Regions from separate parts of the Homo sapiens genome. Here regions 2, 3, 4 and 5 are each linked to region 1. A link is a contact called in ENCODE Hi-C data. All regions are on one chromosome and are shown on one strand. The core of a region is the stretch at or near the end of the contact, and the rest is flanking DNA. Distances in the headings are between cores, read along the strand shown. Region 1 holds the start of BFAR (bifunctional apoptosis regulator). Region 2 holds the start of EARS2 (glutamyl-tRNA synthetase 2, mitochondrial). Region 3 overlaps METTL9 (methyltransferase 9, His-X-His N1(pi)-histidine). Region 4 holds the start of METTL22 (methyltransferase 22, Kin17 lysine). Region 5 holds the start of TMEM186 (transmembrane protein 186).

Region 1 (2,556 bases), core at 39-2,538:
AGGCTGAGGCAGGAGAACTGCTTGAACCCGGGAGGCGGAGGTTGCAGTGAGCCAAGATTGTGCCACTGCACTCCAACCTGGGCGACAGAGCGAGACTCCGTCTCCAAAACAAACAAACGAACAAAAGGAAAGTTGATTAGAAGACCTATTTTCAAAATCTATCTCAGCCACTTATTAGTTCTGGAATGCATTAAACCTTCCTAAACCTCAATTTCCTGGGATTGTATTGAGGCTCAGTGGTGCTAATGAATGTGAACTGGGAAGCAGCGTATTAATAAATCTGTATAAATAACTGTTTAATGGGGGCCTGGCGCCATGACTCACACCTGTAATCCCAGCGTTTTCGGGGGCTGAGGCAGGAGAATCGCCTGAACCCAGGAGTTCCAGACCAGCCTGGGGAAAAGAGCGAGACCCTGTCTCCATAAAAATAAAATGAAATTTTAAAATGAGCCAGGCGTGGTTGTGCACGCCCGTAGTCCCAACTATTCACGAGGCTGAGGTGGGATAATCGCTTGAACCCGGGAGGCGGAGGTTGCAGTGAGCCAAGATCGTGCCACTGTACGCCAGCCTGGCGGGTGAGAGTGAGACTCTGTCTCAAAAACAAACAACAACAACAAAACAAAACCAAATAATCAGCATAAGTTCTAGACGCTGTGACCTAGACGCTGGGAAGGGGCGAAACGTGGTGATAAGAAAACCATTTCAAGCTGTACGAGGTGGCTCACGCCTGTAATCGCAGCACTTTGTAAGGCTGAGGCAGGAGGATCCCTTGACGCCATATGTTCAAGATCAGCCTGGAAAACGCAGCGAGACCCCATCTCTACGAAAAAAAAAATATTTTAATAGAAATAAAAGTCATTTAATTCCGATTCTTAACACCGTAAATTGAACGTATAGTCCTGTGATTTTCTACATAAAATGTGAAGGCAAAAAATAACTGTAGAGAGTACGGTGCGGCCTTGTAATATTTTAATTTCTAGGCAAAGCTTGTATCCTCCGGATACAAGAACAGCCGCCCAGGAGGAGCGGAAACTGACACACACCCGTCACCCCTTGGGCTGTGACTGCCGAGCCCGGGTACTCGGTCTCTGGGTGAAGAGGAAGGGGCGGGACCGGCGGTATTACGCATGCGCCCACTTCCTCCGGCTGGGAGTGGCCGCTCTAGGCAGCGGGGAGGTCGCGGGGTTGAGGGGGGTTGTGAAAGGAGAGCGGCCTCTCCTCTATGGTCACGGGGCCGGGGCACGCTTCCCCCACTCTGTCTTGTTACTTCCGGTAGCGAAGCCTCTCCCTCTTCCTCTGCTCCCGCGGGGTCTGTGCTGAGAATAATGGCCCGGTTGGCCCGGGACGAGTGGAATGGTAAGCCGCGACACGGCTGGGGGGTGCTGAGGGGGCGACTCGGGCTTGATATCGGGGAGTGATGTGGAAGACGGAGCGGGAATCCCTTCTGCGGAGCCTCCCCAGCCGGGTCGTAGGAGGCGCGCGGGGCCTCTCCTCACGCAGGCCCGAGTCCTGAGCATCCCCACTCCTGGCCGCGGGGTTCGGACCCCAGCTTGGCCAACTGCGCTATCCCTTCCCGAGAGCCCCACGTCCGCACAGCCGGTCGCTGGGCCTCGCCTGCGTCCTTTCGGGGGTCAGGGTCAGAGCCACTCCCTCCTGGGGCTCCCTAGGGCGGGAAGGAGGAGGGGTCGCTTCCAAACACCTTGGAGGGGAACCACGGGGCGCCTGCCCGCCAGGAGCGCTTGCCACACCCTGCAACAGCCGGACCAGAATTGATGAGGCTTCTGATAGTCGCCACGCTGAGTTTACGGTCTAATTGTCGAGGCACGTTCCTGGCCTAAGGCGGAGCGATTGTGCCCATTCTTTAAAGTAGGGTGACCGAAGCGCAGAAGGGAGAAAGTGAAATCCCAAAGTCACACTGGGGCCAGGCAAGAACTCGGCTCTTCTGATTCTGCGACTTGCGGCTCGGAAATAACTTAGGCAAAAGAGAATTTTCTTTTTTTTCTTTTTAGAGACGGAGTCTTGCCCTGCCGCCCAGGCTGGAGTGCGGTGGAGCAATCTCGGCTCACTGCAACCTCCGCCTCCCAGGTTCAAGCGATTCTCTTGCCTCAGCCTTCTGAGTAGCTGGGATTACGGGCCCGCGTAACCACGCCCGGCTGATTTTTGTATTTTTAGTAGAGACGGGGTTTCACCATGTTGGTCAGACTGTTCTCGAACTCCTGGCCTCAAGTGACCCACTCGCCTCGGCCTCCCAAAGTGGGGAGATTACAGGCGTGAGCCACCGCGCCCGGCCGAGAATTGTCTTTTATTAAAAAAGCCGGCGGGAGGGGGCGACAGATGAGAGTCAGGTTGTGTCTAAACGGGGACCTTTGGAGGGGCAGGAGGCAGCATCCCAGCTTCCGCGGAAAACAGAGTGAGAGCCTAGACGCTGTTAAGCCCTCAACTGTCGCCATTGGGTCCTCCCCGCCGAAGCCCATTGGTCGGTCCTTTGCAAGGGGGGTGGTCTTGATGTCATGCTCCAAATCGCCAATAGGAAAGAGCTTTACTCTCTTCCCAGGA
Region 2 (2,556 bases), core at 15-2,514, 8.9 Mb after region 1:
TCTAGGCTATACTGCCTGCCAGAAAGATCCTGTCATGTATAGCTGGGATTTTACTACAAAGATCTTTGTATGTTCATCCTGGGATTTGGGATGAGAGGCATACTCCGTGTAGAGAACGTAGAAGGTAGCCTTACTGGTGGGAACCAAAAGGCCCTGACGAGATCTCCAACAGGCTATACAATGGGCCTCTGTCACCCTCTAGCTTGCTAAGCTCCCAACAGCACTAGCACAGTGCCTTGGTACCTGCGATTTCCTCTACCCAGAAGGTTCCTTCTTTTTTGTTTTTGAGACACAGTTTCGCTCTTGTTGCCCAGGCTGGAGTGCAATGGCGCGATCTTGGCTCACCGCAATCTCCACCTCCTGCGTTCAAGCGATTCTCCTGCCTCAGCCTCCCAAGTAGCTGGGATTACAGGCATGCGCCACCATGCCCAGATAATTTTGTATTTTTAGTAGAGACAGGGCTTCACCATGTTGGTCAGACGGCTCTCAAGTGATCCACTTGACCTCAAGTGATGCACCCACCTCTGCCTCCCAAAGTGCTGGGATTACAAGCGTGAGCCACCGCGCCTGGCCTCCAGAAGGTTCCTTCTATAGGCTTCACATAGCGTGCTCCTTCTTGTCATTTGGATCTCAGCTCAAATGTTACCTGCTCAGTAAAGCCTTCTGGAGCGTCCTTCTTAATCCCCAGTCTCCTATCCTGTTTCACTTCCCGCATGGCACATGTGACTCTAAAATTACACTTATTTTTTATAAGTGTCTGCGGCAGCCACTAGAATGCAGACTTCCACAGAGCAAGGCCCCTACCTTTCTCAATGATCACTGTATCCCAGCGTCTACAACACCTGTTACACAGGTTGTCATCAATGCACATGTATGGAATGCATGAAAAAAAGATCGAAAGAGATGGGATGGCACAAAAAACACAAGAAACTCCTGGCAATTTGAATTATTTCCGCTCCTGCACCTCAGTTTCCGCCTCTGTAAAATGGGCTCGCGCTGCCTTAACCCTCCTCCGCCCGCCCACTCTGACACCACCGGAAAGGATTCATTCGGGAACATTCGTGGGGCGGAGACGGGACAGGGGGCCTCGGCCTGTAGCGTCACGTCCGCCAGGGTTACCTGTGGGGCTGGGAGCGAACCGCACTCGCACCGCAACCCCGGCATCAGTGCCCAGGTTGGCCTCGCGCCGTCCTACGGGGCGGCCAGAGGCCGCCGAAGGCCTCTCGCGCTGCAGCAGTCTCCTCAGGAGCGCCGCCATGTGGGATGGAATAGCACACGTGGGCTTCTCCCTGCGTCACTTCCGGGGACTGCTTCCAGCCAATCGGCCTCCGCCACAGCCAGCGCAGCCTTGCCCCTTAAAGTCACAGGCCCCCTAGCGCGAAATCCCACGCCCCCCTGGACGGCTGCGGCCGCACTCGCCACCAGGGGGCAGAGGCCAGAGAAAGGGCTATTTCCCGGACCCGCCCCCTTCAGCTTGGGAAAGCGAAAGCGTGGCAGGGGCCGGACCTGGGAGCGGAGGAGGCGGGTCTCCATAGAAACCTCCACCTGTTTCCGGCCGGGCTGTGAGAGATTAGGGGCTGCTGCGGGGGCCAATCTCAGCCAGCTCGCCTCTTCCCAGCGGCCTCTGCGGGAGCGGTGGGTGTTGTACACAATCATCATGGCGGCGGCCGGGGCCCCGGATGGTGAGTGCGGCGGGGGTGGCGGGCGCCGGGCCGGGGCTGAGGTTGCGGTCGCTCCTCTGGGGGATGCGGCCCGGCCCGGGAGGGAGAACCGCGGCTCGGGAACGGAGGTCCGGCGGCGCCCGGACAGCGTCCGTTCCCAAGCCCAGCCCGCGGCGAGCGCCCACCCCCTAACCCCCTTGCAGGCATGGAGGAACCTGGCATGGACACGGAGGCCGAGACTGTGGCTACTGAGGCTCCCGCGCGGCCCGTCAACTGCCTGGAGGCTGAAGCCGCGGCGGGGGCGGCGGCCGAGGACTCCGGCGCCGCACGAGGCAGCCTGCAGCCGGCCCCGGCCCAGCCCCCTGGGGACCCCGCAGCCCAGGCCTCGGTCAGCAACGGCGAAGACGCGGGCGGCGGCGCGGGCAGGGAGCTGGTGGACTTGAAGATCATCTGGAATAAGACCAAGCATGACGTGAAGTTCCCCCTGGACAGCACAGGCTCCGAGCTGAAACAGAAGATCCACTCGATTACAGGTAATTCCTGTGGCGCTGACAGCCAGTCTTCCCCACCCCGCCTCCTGATGGCCCTTGCACCCTACTAGGCACCTGGTGGCTTTCCTTGCATCAGGTCCCCCCATCCTTACAGCAGTCTTCTGAAGGATACTTGGATGCCCATTACTCAGCTGGGGAAAGAGACTCAAGTTTATAGAGCTAGTAAGTTGCAGAGCTGGGATTAAAGCCGAAGTCTGACGTTTAGGCCCCAGTTTCTCATTGATGTTGCTCTAACATCTCTAATTAAAAAATCACCTAAGGCGCTTGTTTTACAGCTTCTGGGCCCTTTCCCAGGAGATTCTGATTCAGTGGGTCTGGGATGTAGCCAGGAATTTATTTTTAGC
Region 3 (2,556 bases), core at 42-2,541, 7.0 Mb after region 1:
TGCTCATCATACCAGGGTCCTTCCTAAGGGAAGAGACCCCAACAAGGCGAGGAGTTGCTGCTGTTCTCTTTTTTCCTTCAGAATCATGTAAAGCTTTTTCTCTGAAATTCCCCCTTTTTTTTTCTCGGGAATGTCTTAATCTCAGTTTACTCAAGGGAATGACTTGGTGAAATTACTGATAGGATTTAGCTATGTTTGATGTCCTCGCTCGGCTGAGGAATTGTCATGGGTTTTATCAAATCTCAGGAAGTGAGAGTCATCACTTTCCGTTCACTGATGTCCAGGCAGAATGGGAAGGGTCAGGGATCCCTGAGTAGCTTCTCTCCAAATCTGTGCTTATTCTCCATGTTGCATAGTTTCTGTGGGTCCAATTTATTGATCTTTTACACTTCTCTAGTGCTTTGTTCTAGGTGGTGCATTACCAGACTAGTTCCTGAGAAAGCTGATAGTTACTCACCACAAGGTTCCCTTTGGACATGGTACTTTACACTAAATCACTGTAATATACAAAAGAGGTGAACATGGTTGGTTAAACATCACCATGTAGGGAGAATAGAGCACCCAGCAAATCACTGACTTTGTGTTAGTGGATGTTCGAGATGGATTGGAGTAGTTCTTTTGTTTTTCTGAGATGGAGTCTTGCTTTGTTGCCCAGACTGGAGTGCAGTAGTGCGATCTCGGTTCACTGCAACCTTCGCCTCCTGGGTTACAAGCGATTCTCCTGCCTCAACCTCCCAAGCAGCTGGGACTACAGGTGCATGCCACCATGCGCGGCTAATTTTTGTATTTTGAGTAGAGATGGGGTTTCACCATGTTGGCCAGGCTAGTCTTGAACTCCTGACCTCAAGTGATTCGTCCACCTCAGCCTCAAAGTGCTGGGATTACAGGTGTGAGCCACCACGCCCAGCCAGTTGGAGTAGTTCTTTAGTCCAAACCTCATGGTGACTTGTGTTCAGATCACACCCATCACTGGCTAGGGTATTAACTTAGCAAATTTATCTCCTGATTTCTACATGTGAGTGAGGTAATGATTTTACAGGCCTGAACAAGATGCAATGATGCACTGAAATAAAGCCTCGCTGACTGACCTCTTACCACCAGTGTGGTCCCTCCTCCTGTCTGTTTAGCTCTCGCTTCCGGCACACTGGGGAATGCTATTCCACAGATGTAAATTGCACTGTCATTTGAAGTCACTCTGTTTACAGTGAGGGAAACTTGGTTTTCTTTGAGGGCCTCCCTCACTGTGAACTTGTCTGCCTCACTTTTGCACCCGTCCAAGCACAGGTTCTCAGGCTGGTGAGCACCGTAGCGAAACCACAGGCATGTTGGTTGCTCAGAAGGGCATCCGGTTGCGGAGAAGGTACACTTTATGGTGACGGCCTCATGAGTGTAGTCCACTTCTAGGTACCACGGTTGTGTGACAGAGAGAGTACAGGCGCCCACAGCACCTGTGGGAGGAAGCAGATGAGTGGGTTAATGGGCCTGCCACCTCACTTTGTGCTTTTATTATATTTTTGAGGTAGGAAACCCAGCCATTCTGTTATTTTTCTTACCTTAATCCCAATATAAATAAGACTAAAAATAAACACCAGTGGTCCTCACTTGCCCCAACTCCTCCTGTTTTCTGACCTTGACCTGCTGGGTCACATGATGTCTGTTCACTGGAGGCCAGCCCTAGAGAGGCTTCAGGGGAACAGAGTCCCTGTGCAGGAGGCCTGCATAGAGGTGGCACCGTATTGGACTCAGAAGTTTGGGGTCCATCTGTGACTCTTGCTCCTTACAAGCTTTCCTTCGATCCAATCACTTAATCTCCTGCCTGCTTTCTTGTCCGCACCCTGGCCTCCCCAGAGTGCTGTGTTCAGTGTGGTAACCTGTGTCCCCAGACGAACGTTGCTGCCGCTGATGGAGCCTATGAGCAGCAGCGATGTTTGTGCTTTGTGGGAGTTGAGATCGCCAGGAATTCATGGCCATTCACAATTGTTTCTTTGTGAGCCTGGTGTCCCTTTGGGAAACATGATAAAAGGCAACATGTACACCTGTGGAAATGCAGCCCTGGCTTAGCCTACCATGTCTTTGATTACTGAGCAGGGACCATATGAGCTCGCCAGGCCATAGCTAAGCAGATTTGGTTTCTCCCTGGCGTGTGTGCTGCTTTGTAGGCCCTTGTAGCATTTATCTTATTTAATTAACAATATTGTGATAAAGAGCACAGACTTGAGTTCAAATCCTAGCTCTGCCTGTTCCCAGCATTATAATCTCAGTATCTCAGTTTCCTCATTAGAAAATGGGGATAGTATTGTTGACCTCATGCAGTTAGTGTGACGTTCAAGATGATGCCTAGGAAGTGTTTACCTGCCTAAGCTATAGTAAGTATTAAATACAAGGGAGCGATTGCTGCTGCAGCCGCCACTGCTACTGTTCCCACAGTGTCAGATGGCTGTTGGAGAGATGGTTGTGGACGTCTAGCCACAAGGTGTTCACAGAGCTGGGATTAGTCACCCACTCCAGTGTACTGTCCACCATGTGGTGCTCTTCCAAGTTATGAGGATTGAGTCC
Region 4 (2,556 bases), core at 23-2,522, 6.0 Mb before region 1:
GCTGAGGCCATGTGTGTGCGTGTGTGTATATGTGAACACACAGGGATATAGATTTTACATATGTGGACTTTACATATGTTCCTGTGTGTATATTTGTATGTTCACTGACATGTCTGAGAGTGAGCACCACTGTGTGTGTCTGGGCATGTCTGTGAACACGTCAGTGTGGTGTATATCCCTGGCAGCTCCCCATCTCACGCACAGTAAAATCCAAAGTTCTTAGAATGTCACAAAAGTTCTAACCCTGGCTACCTATGTATCCTCGTTTCCTGCGGCCCATCCCCTGGCTTACTCCATTGTGGCCAGGCTGACTTCCATGATGTCACTGAATATATAGATTGAGAAAAGGGCCAATATTATTGACTGTACTTTTTCTAAAAATGCAGTGACTCAGGCAAGAGACGTGAGAATCTGTGGTCTATCCTGCTCATCCTCTTCAGGGGATTCTTCTGAGGGCTGTGCTCAGTCACGGACTCAGAGGCTTTCTGAAATTCTGCAGGCAAGAAAAAACGAGCAAACATGGAGTCTTATGTTTGCCACTCTGTCTCACCCCCTTGGTGTTGGAAACTTGATGAGCATACGAATTAACGAAATCACTACCACCTAATGAAATCACTACCACCTATTAATAATAACAAGTACTGGCTGGGCGTGGTGGCTCATGCCTGTAATTTATGAGCTTTAGGAGGCCGAAGCAGGAGGACTGCTTGAAGCCAGGAGTTTGAGACCAGCCTGGGCAACACAACAAGATACAGTCTGTACAAAAAAAAAAAAAAATGGTGCCACGCAACTGTAGTCCCAGCTACTAGAGAGGCTGAAACAGGATTCCTTAAGCCCAGGAGTTCAAGGCTGCAGTGAGCTAAAATTGCGCCGCTGCACTCCAGCCTGGGTGACAGAGCAAGACCATCTCAAATAAACAAACAAACAAACAAACGAGTACTAAGAGCATGGATGACGGTAACACCCGTGATAATAAATACAGTAGCATGCTGGTTAAATAGCACCGGCTCTGATCCCACACCCCGGGTTCGAATCCAGGCTTTACCACTTAGTAGCTGGGAGAGTTATTTAACTCCTATTTAAGTCTTTTAGAGGAATGAGTTTAGCCACCTAGGCGGGTCCCCCCAGCAAACACGCCTCGCCCGCGACCAGAGCGAAGGCTACAGGTGCCCGCCGGCAACCCTCGGACGCATGCGCGGCCCGGGCAGGTAGGTGGAGCCACGGTGCGGGGCAGTCGGATGGTCGCACGCGGGGGCGGGGCCGCGCCTGCGCAGACCGCCTGTTATGGCGGCCGCCTAAGTCCCACAGAGACGGGAGTCGGGTGGGATCCCAGGCTGGGCCCCGCGGCGGGTAAGTGCCTGGGAGAGGCGGCGGGATAGGGTAGGGTGCAGGGAACCTCCTGGCGCCGAGCCTGACTTTGAAATCCGAGCTCCCACAGATCGGAGGCCCAGATCCCTAAGGCCCGACCCCACTCTTAGCGTCAGTTTCCCCTTCTCAACACGGGTGTTGGGGAAAGAAGTCCACGTCCTCACCTGGGTTTCCATCCTGGGTCCAGGCACCTCTCCTTCGGTTCTAGATTAGGAAGGGAGGGCAGTGCCCGACCTGTGACTGTTTTTTGAGAGGGCAATAGTTAACCCACAAGGGTGGCGTCAGGAAGGCGACAAGACAAAGAGAACGAGTAGCCCCACGGGGGACGTCCCCGGAGCCCCTCACTACCACTCTACGCACCGTGGCCAGGCCACGTCTTTCCTGCCCCCAGCCTGGGCCTTCACACCCTGCCCTCCCCAGCTCCTGGCCTAAATCGTCATGGGATCGCGCCAAATTATTGATTGTTGAGTGAGTTGCAGTTATCAGAAAGAAAGATGAGGAGGGAAGTTATTTCAACACCGTGATCCCAGCACACTGCTTATTTGGGACAACTGACTGGGGACCTATAGGAGAAGAAAGCTGGTAGCGTCTCAGTCTAGCCCCCACAGCCTTAGAAGAGCCAAGAACACGTTAGCTCCTGCTGCAGGGATGAGCCTGCAGCCCTATGGAGAGGTGGTGGGGCAGGTCCCCATCTGCAACCTGGGTCTCCTTTCTCAGCTCTGCCCAGTAAAGAGAGGAGCCCGAAGCCCATACAGACCCTGCATTTCCGGAAAGAGACTTTTCCTGACTAGAGAAACTGTTACCTTTTTTCTTTCTTCCCAGCATTCACTTTAATCATTATTATATTACTATAATGATAGTATTTACTATTGTTGCTTATTGAACGTTTACTATATGTCGTAAGCCCGAAAAGTGGTAATTGTCTCATATACTCCTCTGAGTATATGAGGGCCTGAGATAGGTTCAAGAGGGCCTCCTTATTCCCAGATAGCTGATTCTAGGGAAAGCCACTTAAAGGGAATCTCCTTCATCTGGAACTTACATTGCAGCGTACATTTCTTGGGAAGCCTGGTTGGGTTGAATTTAAAAATGGAAAATTCAACTAGAGATTAAGAATTTGAGTTTTTTTGTGTGTGTCTATACTTAAAATTTGGTGTGTAATATTATGCTCACTTTTGGAAAAAGCAA
Region 5 (2,556 bases), core at 27-2,526, 5.8 Mb before region 1:
TGCCAACTTCAGTCGTGACAGGAACCCGAAGGTTCTGATGGCATCAAAACGGTAAAACATCCAGAATTTCTCAGTCTCTGCGTTTGGTAGTTTCTCCTTCGAGATGGGTGAACTGCTGCCCACCCACCTCTTAGGATCCTCCTGCCCACTGCAGCACCACAGCCCATGGAGAGGCCTTTCCCACACAGCTTTTCCCCGAAACCTACGCACAGCTCGGAGAAGGGCAGCCTGAAAGGGAGACAGTAGACCATTTCTCTCATGGAACTCAACCACATTAATCACACGGTGAACATCTGCAAAGCACCATACTCTAAGGCTTCTGCCAATCCTGCAAGGTAACCGTTATTGCCAGACGAGGGAAGGGTAAAGCCAGATGCTATCTCATGTGGGCATCACAACAGCTATCTAAGATAGTTATCACTATTTCCACTTTACCACTAGGGAAACTAAGCCCAGAGAGGGTAAGATATTTACCAAAGATCACACAGTCAGTGAGTGCAGCAGAGTCCTCCTTCCACCAGGCAATTCCAAATAAATACAGGAAAGGAGGTGCGGCCGTCATTAATTCAAAACATATCCAGGGAGGACAAACTCTGGGCTGGACAATGTATCCACAAGGGGGTGTGAACATTTCCCCAAGCAGGAAACTAAATAATCAGTGTCTTAGTGGGGAACTCGAGCAACAAATCTGTGAGATATTTATTCCAATAAACTTTCTAATTCTCTGTTTGATTCATATGCTATCTTGGGTGCTGGAGGGAACTGCTGCTTTCTCTTAGCCTAGTCTGGGGAAGGGGAAACAGCGGAGAAGGAGAAGGAGCGAGGCAGGGAGGCCCCAACACGTAGCACAAGGGTATTACTAGGTGGGTAGTGAAGCAGTAAAAGCTCTTATTCCAATTCTGGCTCCAACAGTAATTTGTGAGCAAATTACTCCACACCCCTGAGATTCGGTTTCTTCGCCTTTCAAAATGGGGACTCAGAACACAGTGAACCAGAGGATGGTTTCAGAGTCCTCAACTTAGTACCTAATGCACTGTGAGAGCTCGGCGAGTTTTAGCTACTACTACTGTGCGCATGTGACCCAAGGAGGGCAAGAGAAAGCCCGGGAAAAGCGAACTGTAACACACGCCAGAGCTTCCTCCCACGGATCCTCGGAGTCCGAAACCCGAGCGTCGGGCCTGCCCGCCCCAGCCCTGACCCCGACCCCAAAGAGCATCACCCCCTCAAGGCTCGCCACCCGCCTCCTTACCATGGCCCCACCACCTGCTGCCGGAAGTAAATCCCACCGGCCCCCGGAACCCCTAAGAGCGCATGCTCGAATGTACAAGGCGGGCGTGATCTGCGTTGCACCCTGGGAGTTGCGGTCCAGGAATCGTGGCTGCCGCTACTCCCAGGCGTTATGGGAACGGAGTCCCCTCCTCTTCCCGACGTGCCCTGCGACTCAGCGGCCGAACCCGGAAGTTCCGGGCCGAGTTCCTCGTGCCAACGTGTCTTGTAAGGTGCGGCTAGAAACTGGGGACATGGCAGCGCCTGGCCCAGCGCTCTGCCTCTTCGACGTGGATGGGACCCTCACCGCCCCGCGGCAGGTAAGTGGCGGCCGGCGGGCTGCTGGCAGCCGACGCGGAGCCCGTGCTGTTCCCAGTTGGGGCTATCGACCACCCAGGGTAGGCGCCAAGGGGTGGCTAAGGACCGCCTACGTCCTCACGGCGCTGAACCCTATTCTGGGTGCACTGGAGGAATGAGAGGGAGGCCCTAACCAGCTCTTGAAGAGCTCTGGTGCTTGGAAAGATGAGACGGGGCTGAAGAACTCTTAAGAGCAGGAAACTTGTGCTAGGTTGGAAAATGTAATCTGGACTCACCGCTAGTGCTCGGGACTGATAGACCAGGATTTCAACCCAAGATCAGGCCCCCTTATCAGCTATGTGTCGGCCCCAATCCTGTAACCAATGGGCTGTGCCGTGAGTCATGATATTAAAAACAGGTTTCCAGGTCAAACCGACCTAGTGGAGTCTCATCTTCACCTCTTGACATCTGTGTGACCTTCAGCGAGTCATTAACCTCTCTGAGCCTCAACATCTACAGCTTTAAATGGGGATGTTACCTGTTCCATATGGTGTCTGTGAGGATCAAATGAGATTGTGTAAGTTCTTGAAAGTATGTTGGACACAACACACTAGGCCTCAGTAAATAGTAGCCACCTCCACCACACCCATCTCCAGCCCCTGCAATGGACTAGGGAGATGGAGGAGCCCTAGGTTATTACAGGCTGCCCGCTGAGAGCCTCTTTGGGCCCTTGGAAACTTGCTTTCCACTTTCAGATTTTGCTGCTACAGGCACAGATAAGTTTCAGTTACGATCAGCCTTGAGGTGAGGCTCTCCTGGCCCCTTTTCAGAAATTGGCCACTGAACACTGGCCATTTCAACTTGAGACTGGACCCCAATGGTCTCACTATCCTCAGCTTCTACCCTCACCCCTCATAGTTTTCGCTTGGTGGTAACAATGGTGTGCTCCAGAAGTCCAGGTCAAATGCGTGTGACCTTAGACGTATCATTTTG

What was found. A loop is a pair of places that touch in the nucleus more often than their neighbours do. Pooled maps may share reads with other maps.
Region 2: a map of CD4-positive, alpha-beta T cell shows a loop between it and region 1 (9-fold over the local background). The contact joins the promoter of EARS2 here to the promoter of BFAR in region 1. A Hi-C loop is called at or near these places in 2 of 168 maps with a recorded cell type or tissue (CD4-positive, alpha-beta T cell and psoas muscle) and 3 of 50 pooled maps.
Region 3: a loop to region 1 is called in a pooled map, with 8 times the contacts of the local background. The contact joins the enhancer-like site here to the promoter of BFAR in region 1. A Hi-C loop is called at or near these places in 3 of 50 pooled maps.
Region 4: a pooled map shows a loop between it and region 1 (5-fold over the local background). The contact joins the promoter of METTL22 here to the promoter of BFAR in region 1. A Hi-C loop is called at or near these places in 3 of 50 pooled maps.
Region 5: a map of naive thymus-derived CD4-positive, alpha-beta T cell shows a loop between it and region 1 (28-fold over the local background). The contact joins the promoter of TMEM186 here to the promoter of BFAR in region 1. A Hi-C loop is called at or near these places in 2 of 168 maps with a recorded cell type or tissue (CD4-positive, alpha-beta T cell and naive thymus-derived CD4-positive, alpha-beta T cell) and 13 of 50 pooled maps.

The regions. Positions count from the first base shown.
Region 1 is chr16:14,631,663-14,634,218 of GRCh38, forward strand. It overlaps BFAR (bifunctional apoptosis regulator), which reads left to right and starts at 1,289. Exons shown (of 8, transcript NM_016561.3): 1 at 1,289-1,356. RefSeq lists enhancers at 734-1,301, 1,302-1,871.
Region 2 is chr16:23,556,086-23,558,641 of GRCh38, forward strand. EARS2 (glutamyl-tRNA synthetase 2, mitochondrial) reads right to left here and starts at 1,265. Exons shown (of 9, transcript NM_001083614.2): 1 at 1,120-1,265. The coding sequence starts at 1,258. UBFD1 (ubiquitin family domain containing 1) reads left to right here and starts at 1,642. Exons shown (of 7, transcript NM_019116.3): 1 at 1,642-1,682; 2 at 1,865-2,194. The coding sequence starts at 1,658. RefSeq lists enhancers at 1-594, 955-1,234, 1,239-1,883, 1,425-1,624, 1,884-2,527 and silencers at 1,695-1,784, 1,885-2,064.
Region 3 is chr16:21,646,045-21,648,600 of GRCh38, forward strand. The region is part of intron 4 of METTL9 (methyltransferase 9, His-X-His N1(pi)-histidine); the gene reads left to right. IGSF6 (immunoglobulin superfamily member 6) reads right to left here. Exons shown (of 6, transcript NM_005849.4): 2 at 1,089-1,448. It overlaps LOC124903663 (a long non-coding RNA gene), which reads left to right. Exons shown (of 2, transcript XR_007065025.1): 2 at 888-1,423. Among named protein-coding and RNA genes, the nearest start is that of IGSF6, 5.3 kb to the right of the region's middle. Within about 2 kb of position 1,292, at least 8 of the 41 ENCODE cell types and tissues checked have a DNase peak (open chromatin) inside an H3K27ac peak, as active enhancers do.
Region 4 is chr16:8,620,426-8,622,981 of GRCh38, forward strand. It overlaps METTL22 (methyltransferase 22, Kin17 lysine), which reads left to right and starts at 1,273. Exons shown (of 11, transcript NM_024109.4): 1 at 1,273-1,350.
Region 5 is chr16:8,796,363-8,798,918 of GRCh38, forward strand. TMEM186 (transmembrane protein 186) reads right to left here and starts at 1,277. Exons shown (of 2, transcript NM_015421.4): 1 at 1,250-1,277; 2 at 1-228. The coding sequence starts at 1,252. PMM2 (phosphomannomutase 2) reads left to right here and starts at 1,477. Exons shown (of 8, transcript NM_000303.3): 1 at 1,477-1,586. The coding sequence starts at 1,521. RefSeq lists enhancers at 871-1,565, 1,204-1,253, 1,566-2,260.